4 separate regions of the Mus musculus genome follow, and regions 1, 3 and 4 are each linked to region 2. The links are chromatin loops, found by intact Hi-C in ENCODE. Cell type or tissue: heart. All regions are shown on one strand. Links, peaks and the distances in the headings refer to the core of each region. The heading gives the core; the rest is flanking DNA. Region 1 overlaps Cpa6 (carboxypeptidase A6). Region 2 overlaps Arfgef1 (ADP-ribosylation factor guanine nucleotide-exchange factor 1(brefeldin A-inhibited)). Region 3 holds the start of Cops5 (COP9 signalosome subunit 5). Region 4 has its middle 40 kb from the start of Cpa6.

What was found. A loop is a pair of places that touch in the nucleus more often than their neighbours do. Peaks named below come from ENCODE experiments on the same cell type or tissue, not always from the same donor. Only the 100,000 strongest peaks of a DNase experiment are listed, where the experiment ranks them.
Region 1: it touches region 2 in a loop (3-fold over the local background); 6 of 42 quality-filtered maps call a loop at or near these places.
Region 3: it touches region 2 in a loop (4-fold over the local background); 3 of 42 quality-filtered maps call a loop at or near these places.
Region 4: it touches region 2 in a loop (3-fold over the local background); 4 of 42 quality-filtered maps call a loop at or near these places.

The regions. Positions count from the first base shown.
Region 1 is chr1:10,428,178-10,433,177 of GRCm38, forward strand. The region is part of intron 6 of Cpa6 (carboxypeptidase A6); the gene reads right to left. Among named protein-coding and RNA genes, the nearest start is that of Gm25253, 120 kb to the right of the region's middle. In heart, for the core only: a CTCF peak has its summit at 1,945; no DNase peak of the experiment used is centred there.
Region 2 is chr1:10,226,480-10,232,175 of GRCm38, forward strand. The region is part of intron 1 of Arfgef1 (ADP-ribosylation factor guanine nucleotide-exchange factor 1(brefeldin A-inhibited)); the gene reads right to left. Among named protein-coding and RNA genes, the nearest start is that of Arfgef1, 3.3 kb to the right of the region's middle. In heart, for the core only: a CTCF peak has its summit at 2,726; a DNase peak (open chromatin) is centred at 2,682; H3K4me3 peaks cover 782 bases; H3K27ac peaks cover 1,408 bases.
Region 3 is chr1:10,037,286-10,042,981 of GRCm38, forward strand. It overlaps Cops5 (COP9 signalosome subunit 5), which reads right to left and starts at 874. Exons shown (of 8, transcript NM_013715.2): 1 at 385-874. The coding sequence starts at 527. Cspp1 (centrosome and spindle pole associated protein 1) reads left to right here and starts at 933. Exons shown (of 30, transcript NM_026493.3): 1 at 933-1,059. In heart, for the core only: CTCF peaks have their summits at 594, 2,355 (motif pointing right) and 2,554; DNase peaks (open chromatin) are centred at 656, 836, 2,486 and 2,696; H3K4me3 peaks cover 3,256 bases; H3K27ac peaks cover 2,775 bases.
Region 4 is chr1:10,756,965-10,762,660 of GRCm38, forward strand. No RefSeq gene overlaps it. Among named protein-coding and RNA genes, the nearest start is that of Cpa6, 40 kb to the left of the region's middle. In heart, for the core only: a CTCF peak has its summit at 2,831 (motif pointing left); no DNase peak of the experiment used is centred there.

The sequences.
Region 1 (5,000 bases), core at 1-5,000, 200 kb after region 2:
GCCTGTCAATCTGAGTTTGATCTCTGGATCTCACAGTACAAAGAGAGACCCTACTCTCTAAAGTTTTCTTCTGATTTCCATATTTGATTATGGCATGTGTGTGCATAAACACACACATATAAACTCAGATATGTACACTCATATAGGCAATAACTCTTTGAGTGTTTGGTAAAAGTCCGTTGTGAAATCAACTGATCTTGAGGTTTCTTTGTTGGAAACTTATCAATAACTTCTTCAGTATCTTTATTTGTTATTGATATGTTGAAGTATCTTAATTCTTCATGATCCAATCTTAGCAAGTTACATTATTTCCCTCTAGGAATTCACCCATTTTCTTAAGGTTATACAATTTTTGGAAATCATATGTAATAGTCTCTTGTTATCCTTTTACATTCTGATATTTCTATTTTAGTCATCACTTGGACTTATTATTTTATTCATTCATAACTTTTCTTTATTCTTAGGCTAGAAGCTAATTGATTATGTTTCTTTTTTTTTCAAAAATCCAAATTCAGTTGTATTGAAATTTTTATATTACAATTTTTCTATTCTCTATTTATTCTGATCTCTAATATTTCCTTCAGTCTGGTAATTTTATGGTTAGCCTGGTATTTTCCTAACTATGGAAGCATATGTTAGTTGATGTGGTGGTCATGCCCTCAGTTGGTTTTGATTGGTAAATAAAGTTGCTGGCAGCCAGTGGCTGAGCAGGAAGACAGAGGTGGGACTTTAGGACTGAGGAAGGAGCAGGGGGAGAGATAGTTGCCATGCCAGGAAAGAAGTAGAAGCTGTACCTGAGAGGTGCCTAACAGAAAACATTGTCATCATGTAGGTGTCAGGGAATTCAGCCTGAGAGGGCTACAAGTCTGCATCCAGGGCAGCCAAGATGACATATAGGTTTTAGTAAGTAATAACTCAGGAATATTGGAGGGGAATGTGTTAACCACATGGAGGTTTGGAAGTGGCTCAACCATTGAGCTGTTTTAGGCATATTAAAATATAAGGTTGTGTGTGTGTGTTTCATTTGAGAACCCAGAATACTGAGGTGGGTAATGAGGAGCACCCCCTCCACCACCACAGCCAAGAATAGAGTTATTTGGGTTCAGCAATACTTTGTGACCTAGAATTTTATCAATTTTTGTGAATACTTCATTTGTCCTTGAAAACAACATGTAGCCTGTAAGTATTGAATGTTGAGTCTCTGTGTATTAGACTATTTTTACTATACTAGTTATGTCTCTCATCCCATACTTTTACTATACAGCTTTAAGCTACCTTAATCACTGAAACTTAGGAAAATCTAATTTTTATATTTAAGGGTTTTTGGGTTTCTCTGCCATGTCATCTTTTGTTTAATATATTATCAGGTCTTTTATTTTAAAGATCCTTATTTCTGAATATTAATCAAGAATGTGATTTTTGAGTGTTCTATTCAGGAATGGGTTGAATCTAGAACTCCTGCCAGTATGTGTTCTTCTACTGTACAACAATCAGGGTGATAATGTCATGCACATGCTAAATTTGTGATTTCTATAACTCCCTAAGAATTGCAGCTATCCTCTATCTGGTCAGACAAAGCAAGAATAATCATGATATGATGACCGAGGAGTATTGCTCGGGCAGGGTAATTGAGGCTTGACTGCTTCAAGCAGTAAGGATGCAGGCCTTCCCCTTTCCTGTGGTTTAATTTTCTACAGAGATAATGATAATGTGTCTACTTTCTGTTGTTCAACTCACGACCATAAAAAACAGAAGTGTGCCGTGCTTTTATTTGAATGTATAGACACATACCATCATTTACACAGAGAAAGAGGTGCCTATGAATCCATTACATCTGATTCTGGTGAGTTTAATTTCTGGAGTATGATTGTTGCTTGTGGGAATTACATAGGGATCTGACAGCCAGTCACAAAACCATGCACCACATGCCTCAGTGTGGTTAGTCCTTGGAACTGCACTCATTGGCTCCACTAGGTTTGAAAATGTTTTACTAAAACAGATTTTGATTTAAATTCTGTTCAGAAAAGATATCAAAGTTTTAAATATTATATTCTGAAGGAGATAAAAGATAGAGATGGTATTCATCTAGATCATGACAGGGGTTACTTAAGAAAGAGAACTGATATATTTATATATTAGAGTTTATTATGTACCAAGACTGCTTTGGATTCCCCTTAAATATATATACACTACAAATCAGAATTTACAAAAACAAATGTGTGGTATAAGATAAAAGGTAAAAACACTAATTCTTTGTTTGGTGGGAGAAAGAAGACCTTGTCTTCTGTTCACTATTTTTGGATCTGGTTAGGTGTTGCTTCAAGCTCCATGACAACCTGGAATAAAGGGTCATCATTTTACAGACCAGAATTATTGGCTCTTTAGAAAATGTAGCTTTTAAGATTTCTTCTATTGCTGTTTTTTTTTCTAGTAGAATCACTTGTACAAAAAAATAATCACACAGTCAGTGAAGAACTCCTTGGGAGGGCTGGGAGTGTTACAACTGGGCCACAGGAAGGGGCATGGCCACCATCAATCAGGAAAAGCATCCTCACTTGGACCACCATGGAGTAAAATGATTTAGAAAGAAAGCACACTTCAACACCAAAGTTGGGGCATCTCAGCAAAAGATGCTACATAAATCTCAAGAGTGGAGAAACTGCTTAGAGGAAGAGACTTTGTCAGGAATCAGCAGGGGAGGAGCTTGGTCTATAAAGCTTATTATTGCCAGCAGAGTCCAAGATGCCTGTTGAATATGAAATAGTTGGAGTTGGCTAAATAAGAGTTTGAAAGATTCACAAACAATAAACTCGGTTAATATGGGATGAAGAAATGAACATCATATGCTAATCCTATAAATTCTAGTCGTGTACCCCCAGTCCTCCCTGCCCTGTGTGTGTTTGTTCATGTGTGTGCAGACACATGCACATGGAGGCCAGGGGTCAACCTCAGCTATCATTCTGCAGGAACTGTCCATCTTGTGGTTGAGACAGGGATTCTATTGGGTTCTGTGGCCTGTGAATTTGGCTAGGCTGGCAGGCCAGCAGTCCCCAGAATCCTCCTGTCATTGTGAGCCATATACCTAGGTCTTGTAAAACTGAGCTTCTGGGCACTGAACTTGGGTCCTAGTGTTTACAAGGAAAGCTCTTGATCTATCTCCTAGTGTGTAGCTTTTATCCTTAATTTATATTGTAACCACCTAGAATGACCAGTGGGAAAAGTGGAGGCTGAGAAATAGCCTGTATTTTTAAATAAAGCTGAATATGTGAAATATTTTGTGTCACTAGGAAGAAAATAGTATTAGATACCTTTTACTTTTTTTTTCTAAGTCAATTCACTTGGAATAAAGGGTTATCATTTTGTAGATAGAGGTTTTGTAAATTGTGTACCAAGACAGCATACTACCAATGGTTAGCTATGTTTGGTCATAATGAGCCAGCATCATGCCTGGCATTTTGAAGGCATATCATACAAAGGAAAAGAGAGCTGAGTACAGGTGTTTTTTTCTTCACAGAACTTAGATAAACACAAATTTCAGTTACTGGAGTTTTGTTAAATAAAATAAGTCCTCTCACACATTGTAATGCTCAGTTAGCATAGCTCGGGCTTCTATTGCTAAAATGCCACAGCGGTAAAGAATGGTCATCAAAGCTTCCATGCTTTTCTCAAAGTTTGCTACTGGATGATTTGTCATGGTGCATCTCTTATTCAGTAGACAGAAAATGATGTAGCTCTGTACCACCCCTTGTCTAATGGTATAAGCCTACATGGTATCTATATACGTGGATGACGCAAAGAGAGCTGTCGACTAAGATGAAAAATGATAAAGCTGGAGGTAAAATTTGAATCAAGCTGAACAGTGTTTTGAGCAGAGTGCTAAGAATGTTGACACAGCCTATCACACCTCCAGAGAGGCAGCCAGACACAAATGTCTACCTACATGAAGGAAATGATGGAGCTGAAACAGAGATGACCCAGAAGTGAAGCTGACAATATGTCACATTAAAAGAATTGTCAGAAGTGTCTCACAACAGGGAAAGTGCAAAAGACAAACATTGGAAGTTGATCCAGCTAAGGAGGGACCATTATGATTAGCAATGGGGAATTTTTAGAAGATATTTGTGTCAAATTGCAAGTTATACAGAGGAAAAGCACACACAATCCAAACTACCCTCTTTTTTTTAAAAGACACAATTCTTAGTATTTCTCATGATTTATATTTCAATATAATAAACAAATAATAGCTAGCTTTTTATTTTTATGGCTTCTAAATTATTTATTACCAAAAGTGACATTTTAATAGTTTGGAAAAATCCTAAGAGACTCATAGTCCTTTCTAATTCCTGAGGCTGCCTAGTTTCATCTTTCCTGCCCATCCCCTTCTTTGGAGCTGTTTTGTAATGCAAGAGTTGCTTTAGAGACCATGGCCAGAGGCTTCCCAGTCATTAGATGGTGGAAGAGGATGGATGTGATGGGTTTAAGTGTAAATGACCGAGCATCCCACTGTGTCTAACATATCACAATATGTGAAGCACAGGAGAAAGATACATCAAGGACATGGAAAACTACAAAGACTGGGTGAAGAAAGAGGTTGTGAGAATGTGGGACCAATGCATTAAGGAGCAAGCAGAAATCAAATTGAGTTATTACCATTACTCAGAAGGACAGAGAACCACGTCCAATAATGTTAAAGGATGGGCCACTTTCATATGATGAGCCATTTTTCATCATGCCCCACAACACCCAGAAGCAGCTCCACTCCCAGGCACTCTAACATGCCAGCGATCAGAGGATCCCAGGATCCCAGGAGCTTGGTCACACCAGATTCTCAAGGTCCCAAAGGCAGCTTGACTCCCAGGAGCTCAGACATACCCAGATCTCATGATTGCAGGATCCCAGCACCCTCACAGGACCCTCCACGGGATCTTAAGACCTCTGGTGAGTGGAACACAACTTCTGCCAGGAGGCAGGTTCGAACACCAGATATCTGGGCACCTTCC
Region 2 (5,696 bases), core at 321-5,320:
ACAGCCAGACAGACAGACAGACAGACACACATTCGCAAGCATATAGTCAGAAAGAATGTATGTTTTGGGCTGAAAAGATAGATGGTTCAGCAGTTAAGAGCACTGAGCACTCTTTCAGAGGACCTGGGTATGGTTCACGTTACACACATGCACCCTCGTAACTGGCTATAACTCCAGTTGGATGCAATCTAATGATTTCATCTGACTTACCAAAGGATGTATGCATGTATGTATGACTTACATACATACATGCAGGCAAAAGGCTCATATACATAAAAATATGCAAATTTGTAAAAATAAGGTAAAAATATTTTGCTTGGAACATCAATAATTTGTGTGTTTTTCTTTGTTAGATTTGTTTCCTCAATTGTCCACAAGGAATATGACAAACACTTCCTAAATTATTTTCTATTCATAATTTTATCTACGAGATAAAGGTTATCAGGAGAGTCAATTTAGTACCAGGAGACGCAAGGGAAACAAAAGGAAACTAGTCTTCGACCTTAGTCACCCCATGAACCTTTGTTTGACACAAGGTCTCCAGTAGCCCAGACTGACCTTGAACTGGTCCCTCCTATCTCCAGGTGCTCAGTTCTGAGACTGCAGGCCTGTAACACCACATCTGCTTTATTCATGGGTGGAGACTCCACAGAGGCAGTCCTGCATACCTGACAAGTACTCATCCACTGAGCTTCCAACCCAGCTGTTCTTGTTTTTGAGACAGGATCTGGTGTTGCCACCACCATCCTTAAACTCCTTGATCATCGTCGACCTAACAAGTGCTGGGATGACAGCATGTCCTTCTCTATGCCTGGCTACCAGCTACCTAACTGGAACGTGACTACCATTTTCCCTAAACACAGGACTGCTCGGAAGAACTGTCTCAGCAGCAGTTCTGGTCACTGCATTAACCACTCTGTCTTTTCTCTTAAACAGTGATCACCATGTGTCCCTGTGGCATTAACTACATTAAAGACTGAAAACGGTCTCATAAATCTAGGAGAAGGTAAATAAAATTCAGCAGGTTAGGTTGCTTTAGAGAATTTCATGTGCAGTTTAAACTCCCAATGGAAATAAGATTGTATCTGACTGTAACCTGAGCTTACTCTGTCAGCTCAATGTGTGGGTGAAGAGTTTCTCGAGAGACAGCACCCAAGGAGCTAAAGGGTCTGCAACCCTATCGAAGGAACAACATTATGATCTAACCAGTACCCCGGAGCTCTTGACTCTAGCTGCATATGTATCAAAAGATGGCCTAGTCGGCCATCACTGCAAAGAGAGGCCCATTGGACACACAAACTTTATATGCCCCAGTACAGGGGAACGCCAGGGCCAAAAAATGGGAATGAGTAGGTAGGGAAGTGGGGGGGGAGGGTGTGGGGGACTTTTGGGATAGCATTGGAAATGTAATTGAGGAAAATACGTAATAAAAAAAAAAGTTTCTCTAGAGGTTAGGCTTCACAACATTTTATCCATGGCCATTCTGAATAAAGGATCCTTAAAACCAACCTGAAATGTCAAAGTAAAGACCATATACACTGGATCTTTTTTTACTCAAAGATTCAGGCAGCTCAGGTACTGAACACCACCTTTTACTTTAGATAGCAAAGAAGACTTGCTAATTGATTAAAATTGTATCTTAAATGTGTTAGGAAGGTAGGAGGCAGCTCACTGGGAAAAGTGTACTGCACAAACATGAAGCCCTGAATTTGGAGTCCCAGCACCCACACAAAGCCAGGTATGCACAATGACACATATTTGCTACCCCAGTGCTGGGAGGTGAGGGTAGACAGGGGAAGAAAAGAGGCTCACTGCCCTGACAGTCTTACAAAGATGGTAATTTCTAGGTTGAATGGGAAGAAGGCCCTGTCTCAGATGGTGATAAGTAAAAGTACCACAAAACCAGCACCACAGACTTCAGCCTCCACTCATACTCTTTTATTACAGTACCACTTGAAATAAGAACAGGTTAGTGAGGCAGAAGCAAGGGAGTTCTGTAATATTTGCATCATGATATTACATTCTTATTACTGACAAGTTCAAGGTAGCTCACATCCCAACACTCGAGAGGCCAAAGTCACCCTGACTGCTGTATCTGGGTTAGTCTGGTCTGCGTAGCTAGCACCAAGCCAATCAAATCTATCTAGCAAGACCTTGTCTAAGTAAGGAAGTAAGTAAATAAATAAAGTATATATTTCTAGGGTAAATTATATTTATGGGTAACAAACTCATAAGAAAGCTAAGTCAACAGGATAATTTCACAGAATGAGTAACAATAGAAACTCATATTCTGCCTGAGGAAAACTGACTTCTCTTGCGTCCCTGCTGGTCCCCCTGGTCTGTCTTCCTGAAAACCTTCTCTCTCTCTTACTTTGCAACAGTGTCGATTCCAACCATGAACTTTCACTCCAACATCTGTAGTTATTATCACAGCTATCTAAAACCAGAAGTTGACTAGTTTACTTACATCCTAACATCAAAGAAACTCCTGAACCTAGAAGCCTGGCTGGAGGATGTCCCAACAGAACCTCCCCAAAGAGAAACAATGCCACCACCTTCAAGCTCTATCCTGAACAATCTTAAATTCTTTGAAACTAAAAATAGCTCAGCTGTTGTCTCATCTGCCAGCAGATGGCCAGACTATTTTTACTGCAGGATTCTCAAGAGCAGGCATGGATCACACTAAGCTAGGGCAGCAGAGAATCCCTCCATGTTCACTACACAGAACTACAGGGCAGGTACCAAGAGAGGGCAACCTGGAGCTAGCTGTTCCTGGGCTTCCTACTAATTTAACAAGGAAAGGCTCTTTTACAACCATTCTGTAAAATAAAATCTAACATGCTAGAAATTTTAAAATAAGCTTTAAATAATTGTATACCATTTAAAGATTCGTTACTGTTTGTAAACATTGAAAATTCATTTATATAGTATCTTTGAGAGTGGAAAATGTTTTTGCTATGAAACCCAACCAAGAAAGCCTGAAATTCATTCATGGCAATCTATCCTCCTAACTGCTGGCATTACGGGCATCAGTCACTGAACCTGACTTCTACTGTTTGTTTACAAAAAAGTTATATTTTAAGTCAAATAGAGTATTCTTAAGAGTTCATGATAAGCTCTAATTTTATGAGTATTATTTACAGAAAAATTCTTTTAACTGGTTATTATAATAAAGGGGAGATAAACATAACAAATATCAATGATCTGAATTCTACTTGAATGCCAATAAAATTTTTTTCAAACAAAACCAGAAAAGGATTCAAAGTCTGGCATAGCGCATGTTTCCTAGCTTACTGCCCATCTCCTTTCAGCTCCGTGTTAAGTGTTCAACAACATCTAAAGAGAGAATGAATATATATAGAAATATTCACAAGGGTTTTAACAATAGCCACACACACCAGTAGGCACCAGTAATCTCAGTACCTTGGAGGCAGAGGCAGGAGGACTGCCATAAGTTCTATAGTTCAAGGGTAGCCTGGTCTACATAATGAGTTCCAAGTCAGCCAGTGATAGATAGCAGCTATCCCAAACTTAATACTGACAGATGACTGGAAGAAAAAAAAATCAGGGGTTATTTACCATGAGACTGCATACTGAAAATTTACTTTATAGAGAGCTAAATGTAACTTTTATGAAATATGGAAAATGCCTCTTGTTAAAAACAAAAACACCCAAAAAACTTCCTGTAAACAAAGTACTCTGGTACTCGTTAAATGGCAAAAGATTTAAAGAGCACACCATCAAGAATTCCTATGCCTAAAAATGTCAGGGCTGCAGTTAAGGGAGCTACAGACTTTCTGAAGAAATGTAGAGCGGCAAGAATACCAGATGTATCTAGCAGAAGAACGCACTCACATTCACTGAGTCCACTACCCTTAACTGGACTGAGAAAGTCCAAGCACAGTAATACTGAACTGTAACAAAAGATGGACTTAAACCCCAGACTCTCATTTCGATGAGCTGCCAACATACTCATTTTAGTATTTGGAAAGAGAAAAAAAGTACATAAAAACCAGTTTACTTAAAACCTGTAAATGTGTATGCTTTAGCATACTGGAAATACTTTCTGGGTTTGGATATTTTTCAGTTGATAGAATGCTTGCCACTACAAATGAATCCCTGGGTTCCATCCTCTGCATTGCACCTCTAAAACAAGCCGTCATTTGTCTATAATCCCAGAATTCAAAATCAGAGACAGTGGTTTAGGAAAGTTCAAGTTGTCCTCAGCTACAAAGAAATATTAGGCCAGCCTGGGCTACTTGGAACCTGTCTGCATGCCCCCATGCCCCTTGCTTAAAAAAAAAAAAAAAAAAAAAAAAGGAAAAAAAATGGACACACATACTCTAACACAGCAAAGCTTAGTTCTTAAATACTAAAGCTTTAATTTGAATTTCATTTGTTTTTTTACCCTGCCAGGTTACTGAAAACCCTACAGCACACAATAATTTTAAAAGTTCTTAAAACCCTTCCTATCACTCCAATTAATAATGACTTCTTTCAGGACCCAAATATAAATTCAATTTTTGCAACTGTACAATAGTCTTCTCATTCACCTGGAAACGTGTTGTTAGTTACAATAACAAAATGGGAACTTATGACCAATGAAGGGCAAAGGAAGGAACTATTTAAGTCCACTATACTACTACATTAACAACAAAACACCACCAACAAAAAGGACCATTTTTTGGTGGATGTTAAACAAATCCAGTTGATGTTTTTCATATTACTAAGTATTGAGAAAAAAAGGAGGAAGGGCGGCTGTAACATTTGGAGTAAGTTAAATGGTAGTCTTAAGTCAAAACTTAAATGCAAAATTGTCTCTAACCTATCTGGACCCCTTACTTTAGCATAAAGTTAGTTTGTCCCCTTTCAAAAATGTTTTTCAAAAATCACTTTTAACCATTTTCATTTCTTGCAAAGTTGAGCTGCTCTGGTCCAGGGCTATAAACAAAAGGGTAAGCATCACAAATTTATCTGTGTTAAATGTTCTGGCTTCTCCCTTAACAATTCTCTTATTGATGGATGCACTAGACCTACCAAACCTACCGCAAACAAATCGTTATCTGCCTACAATGGTTTTATAGGTATTGTTTGGGATTTGCCCTGCTGTGGCTTCATTACACTAGACCTCTTCTGTCTGAACTATAAATCACAACTGAAGCTTGAGAACAGCTGCCACTGTCCAGACATGTGGCTGGTGGGTGTCATTGTCTTTCTCTTTTCTCTCATTTCACACACACCCCTTTCTGTGTTACCTAAAGTCAATTTATCTAAAGGTTCTTTCCTTCCACATTTCCACACAGACACGGCCACCGCCACCCCCTTAACCTCTAGTCTTGTTCTTCCAGGTCAGCCCAGTAGGTTACATTACTACTCTTTTTTCCTGTAGCTGGGGCAGAGAGATGGCAAACTCGAGGCACCTTTTGCAACCCCCTTTCTCGAGACTGTCAACGAGGGAACAACTTCAACCTTTCTTCCCAAAGTACCACGCCAAATCATAAAGTTATTGTAATTGCAATACGGAACCCTCCCCCACGCTCAGTCTCGTCAGATCGGCCCCACCTCAATTTCTAAGCTAATAAACAACAGCTCATCTTCTGCTCCATCACAAAGGATGACATTCTGTCCGCACCGCAGGGGCCACCAACAACCCTCCCCCCATCCCGTCCTGTGGACCACTCGAAGCCAGGTGCCTC
Region 3 (5,696 bases), core at 372-5,371, 190 kb before region 2:
TGCTCTGCTCATTCGATTTATAAAAACAGCCACGCTCTTCAGTTTGGGAATCTACTGAAGGCTGCAACTAACTGCATGTAGCCACCAGGTTCAAGGCAGAGTGTGTGAGATTTACAAAAATAATCATGTTGACAAAAGTCGCACCCCAAGTCAGCCCTTTACACGCCCTGAAGGCAAGAAACTTTCTAAAAGGGGAATCGAAGCAGGCCCTAGAGGACAGGTAAGGCTCTACTGACAAGGCAGACTAAGGCCACTGTGGCCAATATTCGGTCGACGCCCCACAGAAAGCCAAGCTCACCACACCCTTCATCTCCCACCCCTCGCGGGTCTCTCACAGTCCCGCCATCCCTGCCCTCCCCTGCGTCTCGCCAGGGACCTCCTCACTCCTTAGTCCAGGGTTTCGCCGCCAGGATTTCTTGTTGTTGTTTTTTGTCATATTTGTAGATTTCATCGATACTCTGCGCTTCCTGCATGTTGTTGGCCAATTCCCAGGTTTTCTGGGCCATACCACTCCCGGAAGCTGCCATGGCCGAGGCACCGGAGAAGCTGTCGCTCCACAATCAAGATGCAACTTTCTTCTACTGGGCCTCAGCGTGCGGGCTTTGGACCTTCCCCACCAGGGTGCACACTCACTAGACTCTCAAGGCAGCCATGACACTTGAGACCGGAGGTGACGTTGGTCCAGACCATTCGCGCGCTGGGGCGCGGCGGCGGCGCAGCGACATAGAAAACACTTCCTTAGGGTTGGCTCGGCTCGGCTCGGCTAAGATCAGTCTTGCCGGTGAAACGAGAACATGCTGGCTCGGAAATCCGTTCGTGTGAACTGCGAGGGACGCAAAGCCTCGGTGTGGGAATGGTACAGCCTTTCGCGCCGGAAGGCGGGACTATTGGCCTGCCAGGAAGGAGTCGGCCGGCTCGGCTCGTACTGCGCAGACTCAGATGCCACCATATTGTGTGTAGGAGGAAACTTGAGTTTGGGGAATTATGTTTATGTGAGTGTAGGTGCTTCAAACGAAATAAATTGTTTGGAATACTAAATATCTCTAGAGAAACAGAGGTGTAAGTATCTCCGGATTATTGGTTTTGGAGGGGGAAGATCGCGTGACTCTTTTAAGATAATTTGCGGTGTGTTAAGCCTCCGGGGTTTGTGGTTGGCGTTCCGCTTTTGTGTTTTCGCTACTGTTGCGAGGTGGCAAGCAAAAGTTACCGGTTGCTAAGATTAACTTTTTTAGGGACTTTATAGGGTAACATTTTATACAAGTGTTAGGAGCGGTGAATGCCTTAGGCGCTACTTTTTAAAAAAGGTTTGTCTCAGTGCAGATTTAATCTCCGCAACCTGTGCCTTCCAGCAGTTAATGTGAAATTTGTTTCAGTCGTATTTTTAGGTTTTCTTCCCTCACATTCTCATCCCCAATTGCCCACTAGACTGTAAGTTGAAGGCATGCATGAAATTTGTGTTTTATTTAATTCTAATATATTTAATTTTTTTCGTAACACGGTTCTTAAAGACTTCTCCAGCTTCATCATCTTCTTTTAGCTCCCCCAACCCAGTTTTTCATTCTATTAGAACTTTTTTCCTTGGCTTAGTAATATATTAGTTGTTAGGCATTGCTTGAAATGCACTTCTTGACATTTCTGCTTTAGAGCACACAGATTTTAAAAAGCACAGCTCGGAGATGCCTTTCCTTAACTCTTCGTCAGTAACTGCTCCTTCACAGGAATTCGAAGGCTCTGTAGCTGCTTCACCTGGACCCCGGGGTTTTTGCAGTTCTGGAACTATGTAGTCCAGGCTGGCCTCAAACTCGAGAGCTGCCTGCTTGAGTGCTGGGATTCAAGGCGTGCACCACTACTGCCCGTCTGTATCCTCTTCTAATGCAGGTGCTTTTGCCTGGGCTGCAGGAGACCCTGTTTCAAAAAGTCAAGGAGCTGGGCAAACAAAACAGAGCAAGGACATTGCAACATTCTTCTAATTCCAGTACTTGGGAGGTGGAGAATGGAGAATCAAGAGTTCCAACCCCGCTTTCTCCCTGGACTATTGGAGACAAAATAACGAAACCAAAAATAAAAATAGAATCTTCTTAAAGTATAACTTCGGGCACACTAGGGACATTAGAGTACATTAGTATCTTAAGTTCTTTCTGAGAAGCTTGTGTAAGCTTGTTCCAGTGGTCACAATACACAGCCACTCGAAACATACAGAATAACATGTTGAAATGGTAATGAAAGCCCAGGACAGAGAGTTGACCAGACTGCTGGTGCGGACATTCCTTCTCTCACATCCACACTTCGTGACTGGAGACCGTCCTGGGCTTGGATGGCTGGGATTTAGCCTGGGAGTGGTCACATTTCAGGAATCCCTGGGCGCAGCAGCGGGTGCACCGGGTGGCCTCCGGGGCTGCAGGGGGCGCCCTCGGCCGCGCGGCCTCCGCCAGCAGCCCGAGGGGCGGGGCCGCGCCTGGCCGTTGGTGGAGGGCGGGCGGGGGGCTGGGCCTGGGAGGCGGAGTCCTGAGCGGGCGACCGGTTTTTAGGTCCGCGCCGGAGTCGCCGGAACCACGGACTGTGGAGCCCGCTGGGAGCGTGGCTTCTCGCTGGGAGTAAGTCGGTGGGTAGCGGGTGTGGACGGCTGTGCGAAGAGTCGGCGCCCTGGCGCGGGAGGCCGGCCCGGGTCGCTGTAGCCGGGCGGGGGTTCGAGCCTGCCGGGCGGAGCCGGGAAGCTCCGGGGTGTTGTGGGGGCAGGGCTTGAGGCGCGGGTCGCGAGGCGGTGGCCCGGCTTGGCCCCAGGTGCTGGTCTCGAGGCTGCCGGGCTGGGGGCGGTGCCCTGCACGCGCGCTGCAGACTCCCGGGCGGCCTCTGGGCCCGCCGGTTGCCTGACAACGCGTTGACGCTTTCAGAGGCATCTGCCACCCGCTGCGTCTCTGGAGACCTTAGTGGCTCTCCTGCGCCTTCTCTTCTGCTGGCGCATCGCTGCTAAGCCTCGCAGAGTGCTTGCACCCGGAGGGTTGGTTAATGTTTAACACTTTGCAAGTTAAACTTAATCTTCTCCATATCCCTATGAAATCTGTTGCTTTTCTCTCACTGTGGTTGCTTGATGAGAGAACTTTCTCTGCCTTGATAGTGTATCTTTGTGTGGAATTAGAATCTGGTTTGAAAGAAATACGTACTGTGTGTATGTATATACACACACACACACATATATATATACACACACATACATATATATATGTGTATGATGTGTGTGTGTGTGTATCTTAATTTTCTCTCCTCCTACAGAATCCCAGCTGTCAAACTCCGTCATCATGGCTGCAAGTGTCTACGTTTTGAGCCATTTTTTCCAGACCCAAATCAAGTTTTCATTAAATGTTAGCAGTGAGACTCATCTTTTGAGATATATCTGGCTCTGAAGATAATAAGATTAAGAAGCTAACGTAGAAGTTTTGATAAGACTTAGTTTTCAAACAGTTTGTACAGTGTAAGGTCCTAAAAGCAATCAAAACAATTTTATAGCTGGGTGTGGTGGCACATGCCTTTAATCCCACCACTTTGGAGACAGAGGTAAGCAGATCTCTTGAGTTCTAAGCCAACCAGAGTTATATAGTGAGACCCTGCCTCCAGGGGGGAAAGAAAAGAAAAGAAAAAAAGGCTTTATAGAAAGCCAGTTATTCTAAGAAGCTAAGTTTTATGTGGAAGAATGGCTTGTCATGTTGATAAGCAAAAAAGAGCTCCAAAAAAGTAGGGAGACACTTTTTTTTGTTTTGTTTTGTTTTGCCCCCCCTTTTTTTGTGAACTTGCTGGTGTGAAGTATTTGCTGACGTGCTCCCATAGAGAGGCTCTTTCTCTCTGGAATCTCTGGGATGGCCTGGGAGGGGAGCAGATAGGTTCAGATAAGGCAAACAGGAAAGGATGCTTTCAGGACACCTTTTCTTTAGCAAAATTCAGAGTGATTTGTCCAGATTTGGATGGTACTCATAGTCAAATGCTCATGTATATGCTAAGGAGAAGAAGACTGTGAGACCCTTTCTGGCTAGTTCAATGAGAAACTTCATTTTCCCCTCTGTCTTTTATGCCTGCCCTTGTTCTTGTCTACATCTTATTTCTCCCTGAGCATCTGTCCCTAGTCCTTTTTTCTTGTAGTAGAGTCATTTTTTTTTGCAGGTAGCTGCCTCTTTTTTTTTTTTTTTTTGTTTCATTTTAACCTCATACTATAGGTAAGATTTATTATGAATTTTTAATTAGAATTTAATTAAAATTTTTCCCACTTCCTGATGGCAAAGTTCTGTTCTCTTACACTTTTTCCGAAGTCACCCAGTTCAAGCTCCAGTCATATAATTATTTCCCAGCGCCCTCTTACTAAGAAACTCGGGTTGCCATTATTGTGTGTTCTTGATGCGTCCATACATCAGTGCAGTAGTAGTTCATCTAAATTGTTTAACTACAGTATTGCTCCTAATAGCCTTTGGCAAAAGGTCATTACTGGGGAAAAGGCTATTGGTTAATAGATAGTTTATTGTAGTTACTGTTACCTAAGATGAGTTTCAGAAGTTGTAATAATAATTGGTACTAAGTTACTGTTAGGAGGGAATCCTGACATTTTATCCAGCTTCAGGTCTTCCGCATTCATTCAAGTGAACATTGCCCAGCATTTACTTGTGGGTTATCCCTACCTGTGTTCATTTGACCCCATGTTTGTCCTTGTATCTTAAAGTAGTTACGTTCTGTTTTGATGGAGTATATTGAAGATTGACTGCTTAAACTTGGGATCTTTTCTGCCTGCCTCTGTCCTGAGTAGGGAGTAACTGGGATGGCAAGTACTTACCATTTCTGTCTGTTGAAAACACTTACTTACCGCTTAAGTAAACATCTTTGATGTTGTTCAAATTTGATTCTTGAATTTTAACCATGTTTGGAAATTTCTGTTAGCATGTCTTACTAGTTTCAACTTAATGTATGTGAACTAAACTTTTTCAAACCAGACAGCTTGCTGGGATTTGTGTTTTTAGGGTTCCATATCTCCAGGCCTTGTGGCATTAGTGACTAGTAGCTCCTTTTTGTCCCATATTTTGTTACTGAATTTGATACGTTTTTAGAAAAAAAAATTTTTTTTCCCCTAGAAACTAGAAACATTACAGTTTCTGTCCAGTGTGGTGATGCATACCTTTGATCTCAGCACTCTGGCTGGATAGATAGATAGGTGGGTATCTTAGAGTGGAAGGCCAACCTGATCTACATAGTAATTTCAGGTAGAGAGATTCCTTCCTTCCTTCCTTCCTTCCTTCCTTCCTTCCTTCTTTCCTTCTTTCTTTCTTTCTTTCTTTCTTCCTTTCTTTCTTTCTTTCTTAGGTTTATTTATTATTATATATGTAAGTACACTGTAGCTGTCTTCAGACACTCCAGAAGAGGATGTCACATCTCATTACGGATGGTTGTGAGCCACCATGTGGTTGCTGGGAATTGAACTCAGGACCTCTGAAAGGGCAGTCAGTGCTCTTAACCTCAGAGCCATCTCTCCAGCCCCCGAGAGATCCTTTCTTAAAAACAAGAATAACAAAACTAGCTTTGGTGAAGAAAGTAATCTTTTTACGAAGTTGTAAATAATATACACTGAACACACAGGTCTTGCAGCTGTTGTGGGTTGTAAGAGTGAGAGCTGGCTCATTCCCAGAACTCAGCATTTCCCAGCAGCCCTCCCCATCTTCCAG
Region 4 (5,696 bases), core at 336-5,335, 530 kb after region 2:
TCATGCCTGTCTTTCAAAATGTAAGTTCTGAGGCTTGATTTCAGGTCTTCATGTTGCGAGGTAATTACACTATTGAGTGAGATAACCTCCTAACCCCAATTTTATTTTAATATTTATAATAGAATAATTTATAGAATAGACAGAGTTGATAAAATCCTGATGCTTCTGACCTAGAAGAATGTTGCAGAGAGCATTAATTAACAAGAGTTGAATTTAGGTGTGACAAATGCTCTGCAAATTATCTAGGTGTCTCTATTTCCCAATGCCCTATTTGCTAATACATACATACCACTTTTGCATGCATTCTTTGATTACCTCATCCACAGCAGCCTCCGGAGGTATGGTTGCTACTTTACATATTTTACACAGAAGGAAATTGAAGCCCAGAGGGTTAGGTGATTTGCCTAGAGTCTCTTGGGAAATGCAATTGAATTGCAAAGCAGATCTCTGGCTCCAGACATTAGCGAGAATAGGAAGTGGATTTCGAGCTAGGAATCAGTGTATGAGTAGTGTTTAAGAAATATTATGGAAGCTAAAGTGAAGGTACTGCACTATGCAGGCTCTCCTTGCTATAATATTTTGTGTAACAAACATTGTATTAGTAAATTGTCATGTACTGTTTGAGAATCTAGTTCTAGAATTGTTGTGCTCCTCACCCACTGCATTTCAGAACCAAGATGCTTATCTCAAAGTACTCTCCAGGGCGCCTTATCTGTCAATGATCTGTCCCCCTAACTCTGTAACAGGGAGAAGTAGCCCCCAAGTTAAATCACTGGGCACTTTAGAGAAGCTAGAAGGTAAACTATTTCCAGTGGATGTTACTCTTATTTATTTATTTATTTATTTCATGATGTAAAAGTGTCCACAGTCTGAGAGAGGGGCCTGATATTCAGCCATAGGAAGTTCAGCTATGGAGAGAAAGGTCAGTTGGGAACTCCAGCTGGCTACCTCAAAATCTCAATTTCTACTGGATATTTTAAGCATTTGATTTGGTGTTTGGCATTTTATCTATCTATCTATCTATCTATCTATCTATCTATCTATCTATCTATCTATCTATCTATCCATCCATCTCTCATCTACCTATTTCTGTTTATTATTTAACTTTGACTTGCAATGTGCTTATAAACTTACTCACTCAAATTTGAAAATATGTTATTATAGATCATTCTGCAGACTACACAAAACATATTGGTTCTTAATAATTCTGTGCTGTACAGCAGCTGATCCTTGAAGACAATAATAAAGGATCTTTCAAGGACTGAGGTGGAGAAGAAATGATAGATCTTGTCAGCTCTGTAGTGGAATGAACTATGCATTAGCATGATGAAGAAATTGTGATTGTGTGACAGAAAGTTGGAAATTTATCAAACTTTAACCAAAGCAACCCAGAAATAATCTCAAAGAAGCCATGCCAAAATCTGGGTTCATTTAGTAAGGGGAAGAATAGTTAATTTTTTTTACCTGGCTAGGACAAGGACTAAGAACAAGTTAGGCTATAGAGAATCTTAAGGCAGTTGGGTAGATCTATTATTATAAAACTGTTATGTTTTCATTGGGAATTTTATGTAGTACTTAATACATTTGAAAATACCTCTTGATAGACTTTCAAGGAGCTAATGACAGCAGCATTAATAATCCCAGACCCCATTACAAATACAGGGCACAGGAAAGAGCAGATCTGGTAGCAGTACCTGTCTAAGCTGTGTTACAGAGTTGTGGGACCCGGCAGAGCTTGACCATTGTGGGGGTGAGCTCCAGATGAGCAAATGAATGCACAAAACCCATCTGTCTATCTGCCCCAAACACATCCATCTGCCAGTAGCACACTGTCTGCCCCCACAGCCCAACTATCTGCCCCCACAGCCCAACTATCTGCCCCCACAGCCCAACTATCTGCCCCCAGCACATCTATCTGCCCCCACAGCCCAACTATCTGCCCCCAGCACATCTATCTGCCCCCAGCACATCTATCTGCCCCCACAGCACATCTATCTGCCCCCACAGCACATCTATCTGCCCCCAGCACATCTATCTGCCCCCAGCACATCTATCTGCGCCCAGCACATCTATCTGCCCCCACAGCACATCTATCTGCCCCCAGCACATCTATCTGCGCCCAGCACATCTATCTGCCCCCAGCACATCTATCTGCCCCCAGCACATCTATCTGCCCCCAGCACATCTATCTGCGCCCAGCACATCTATCTGCCCCCAGCACATCTATCTGCCCCCAGCACATCTATCTGCGCCCAGCACATCTATCTGCCCCCAGCACATCTATCTGCCCCCAGCACATCTATCTGCCCCCAGCACATCTATCTGCCCCCAGCACATCTATCTGCCCCCAGCACATCTATCTGCCCCCAGCACATCTATCTGCCCCCAGCACATCTATCTGTGCCCAGCACACTATCTGCCCCAGCACATCTATCTGTGCCCAGCACATCTATCTGTGCCCAGCACATCTATCTGTGCCCAGCACACTATCTGCCCCAGCACACTATCTGTGCCCAGCACATCTATCTGCCCCTAGCACACTATCTGTGCTCAGCACATCTATCTGTGCCCAGCACACTATCTGTGCCCAGCATACTATCTGCCCCAGCACACTATCTGTGCCCAGCACATCTATCTGCCCCTAGCACACTATCTGTGCCCCAGCACACTATCTGTGCCCAGCACACTATCTGCCCCAGCACACTATCTGTACCCTTTTTTGATCCACTTGAACTAAGCAGCCAACTGGAGAATGTATGGCTTTCCTTGTACCTCTCTCACTGGGAGATGGGGCTGTGATCAATGTGCACATCTGCCACCTGGTGGTGGTGTTGTCTTTGTAAATTAATAAGTTGCCTTGTGGTTTCTAGATGTCCATCCTGTTGTTAGAATTGGTTTTCACTAGGGATTTTATGCACTGCTTGATACATTTGAAAATATCTCTCAATAGACTTTTGAGGACTAGTGTCCAGCTTTGTTAGTAATTTCAGGCCCCATTACAGATATAGGAGACAGGAAAGATCAGATATGGGTATGGATTCTGTCTAAGCTGTTAGAAAGGTATCATGTGGGACCTGCCATAGGCTTGCCCATTGTGGGGATGAATTCACGATGACCAAATGGCTGGCCATGGATGTCTACAAGGCTGAGAACAAGACTTTGTACTCTTGGGAATTTGCCAAGTTCACTGTAACTTTGGTGGTCAGTCAACCAGATAGTCTTCTTAGGAGTGAGAATTGCTGCCAGTGCAAACATCAAGGCAATTTCTACCAAGGAATTGGGAGATCTGACCTTGACTGCTCTTCATGATGAGGTTACGGTAGCAATCATAATCTATGGGGATTAGTTTTTTACTTTTGCTAATTCGCAGGGGGAAAACATCCACACAGCCAGAACTCCAAGCCAAGTACCATCTCATGACTGCATCTATCTAAACAGCGAATGCTAACTAACAGCACATGTTATCACATGTCCATGAGGTCATACATAGGTTTAAAGAGCTCTAAGGTGGTACACTTATGCATATATAACTATTATAATGTGCTCAGTAGGTATTAAAACCAAATAGTTCCTGTTTGTAAGTTATTTGTAATACTTTTCCCAAATCATGATCTCTTTCTGTCGTTCTTTCTTTCTTTCTTTCTTTCTTTCTTTCTTTCTTTTTTTTTTTTTTTTTGGTTGTTTGAGACAGGGTTTCTCTGTGTAGCCTTGGCTGTCCTGGAACTCACTCTGTAGAGCAGGCTGGCCTCAAACTCAGAAATCCACCTGCCTCTGCCCTCCAAGCGCTGGGAATAAAGGCATGTGCCACCACTGCCCAGTGTTTCTATTAAAGAGCTGCTTTTTTTTTTTTTTTTGGCAAAGTGTCCACACTTTGGTCTTCGTTCTTCAGTTTAATGTGTTTAGAAAATTGTATCTTATATCTTGGGTATCCTAAGATTCTGGGCTAATATCCACTTATCAGTGAGTACAGATTGTGTGAGTTCCTTTGTGATTGGGTTACCTCACTCAGGATGATGCCCTCCAGGTCCATCCATTTGCCTAGGAATTTCATAAATTCATTCTTGTTAATAGCTGAGTAGTACTCCATTGTGTAGATGTACCACATTTTCTGTATCCATTCCTCTGTTGAGGGGCATCTGGGTTCTTTCCAGCTTCTGGCTATTATAAATAAGGCTGCTATGAACGTAGTGGAGCATGTGTCCTTCTTACCAGTTGGGACATCTTCTGGATATATGCCCAGGAGAGGTATTGAGGGATCCTCCAGTAGTATTATGTCCAATTTTCTGAGGAATCGCCAGACTGTTTTCCAGAGTGGTTGTACAAGCTTTCAATCCCAGCAACAATGGAGGAATGTTCCTCTTTCTCCACATCCTTGCCAGCATCTGCTGTCACCTGAACTTTTGATCTTAGCCATTCTGACTGGTGTGAGGTGGAATCTCCGGGTTGTTTTGATTTGCATTTCCCTGATGATTAAGGATGTTGAACATTTTTTCAGGTGCTTCTCTGCCATTCGGTATTCCTCAGGTGAGAATTCTTTGTTCAGATCTGAGCCCCATTTTTAAATGGGGTTATTTGATTTTCTGGAGTCCACCTTCTTGAGTTCTTTATATATATTGGATATTAGTCCCCTATCCGATTTGGGATAGGTAAAGATCCTTTCCCAATCTGTTGGTGGTCTTTTTGTCTTATTGACGGTGTCTTTTGCCTTGCAGAAACTTTGCAATTTTATGAGGTCCCATTTATCGATTCTCGATCTTACAGCACAAGCATTGCTGTTCTATTCAGGAATTTTTCCCCTGTGCCCATATCTTCAAGGCTTTTCCCTATTTTCTCCTCTATAAGTTTCAGTGTCTCTGGTTCATGTGGAGTTCCTTAATCCACTTAGATTTGACCTTAGTACAAGGAGATAGAAATGTAGATTTGACTTAGTACAAGGAGATACTTACGTAGATTTGACCTTAGATAGAAATGGATCAATTTGCATGATAACCGATAGTTGTGCCAGCACCATTTGTTGAAAATGCTGTCTTTTTTCCACTGGATGGTTTTAACTCCCTTGTCAAAGATCAAGTGACCATAGGTGTATGGGTTCATCTCTGGGTCTTCAATTCTGTTCCATTGGTCTGCTTGTCTGTCACTATACCAGTACCATGCAGTTTTTATCACAATTGCTCTGTAGTACAGCTTTAGGTCAGGCATGGTGATTCCACCAGAGGTTCTTTTATCCTTGAGAAGAGTTTTTGCTATCCTAGGTTTTTTGTTACTCCAGATGAATCTGCTGATTGCCCTTTCTAATTCGTTGAAGAATTGAGTTGGAATTTTGATGGGGGTTGCATTGAATCTGTAGATTGCTTTTGGCAAGATAGCCATTTTTACTATATTGATCCTGCCAATCCATGAGCATGGGAGATCTTTCCATCTTCTGAGATCTTCTTTAATTTCTTTCTTCAGAGACTTGAAGTTCTTATCATACAGATCTTTCTCTTCTTTAGTTAGAGTCACACCAAGGTATTTTATATTATTTGTGACTATTGAGAAGGGTGTTGTTTCCCTAATTTCTTTCTCAGCCTGTTTATCCTTTGTACACAGAAAGGCCATTGACTTGCTTGAGTTAATTTTATATCCAGATACTTCATTGAAGCTGTTTATCAGGCTTAGGACACAATTGAAAGCATTTCTAAGAGGAAAACTCATAG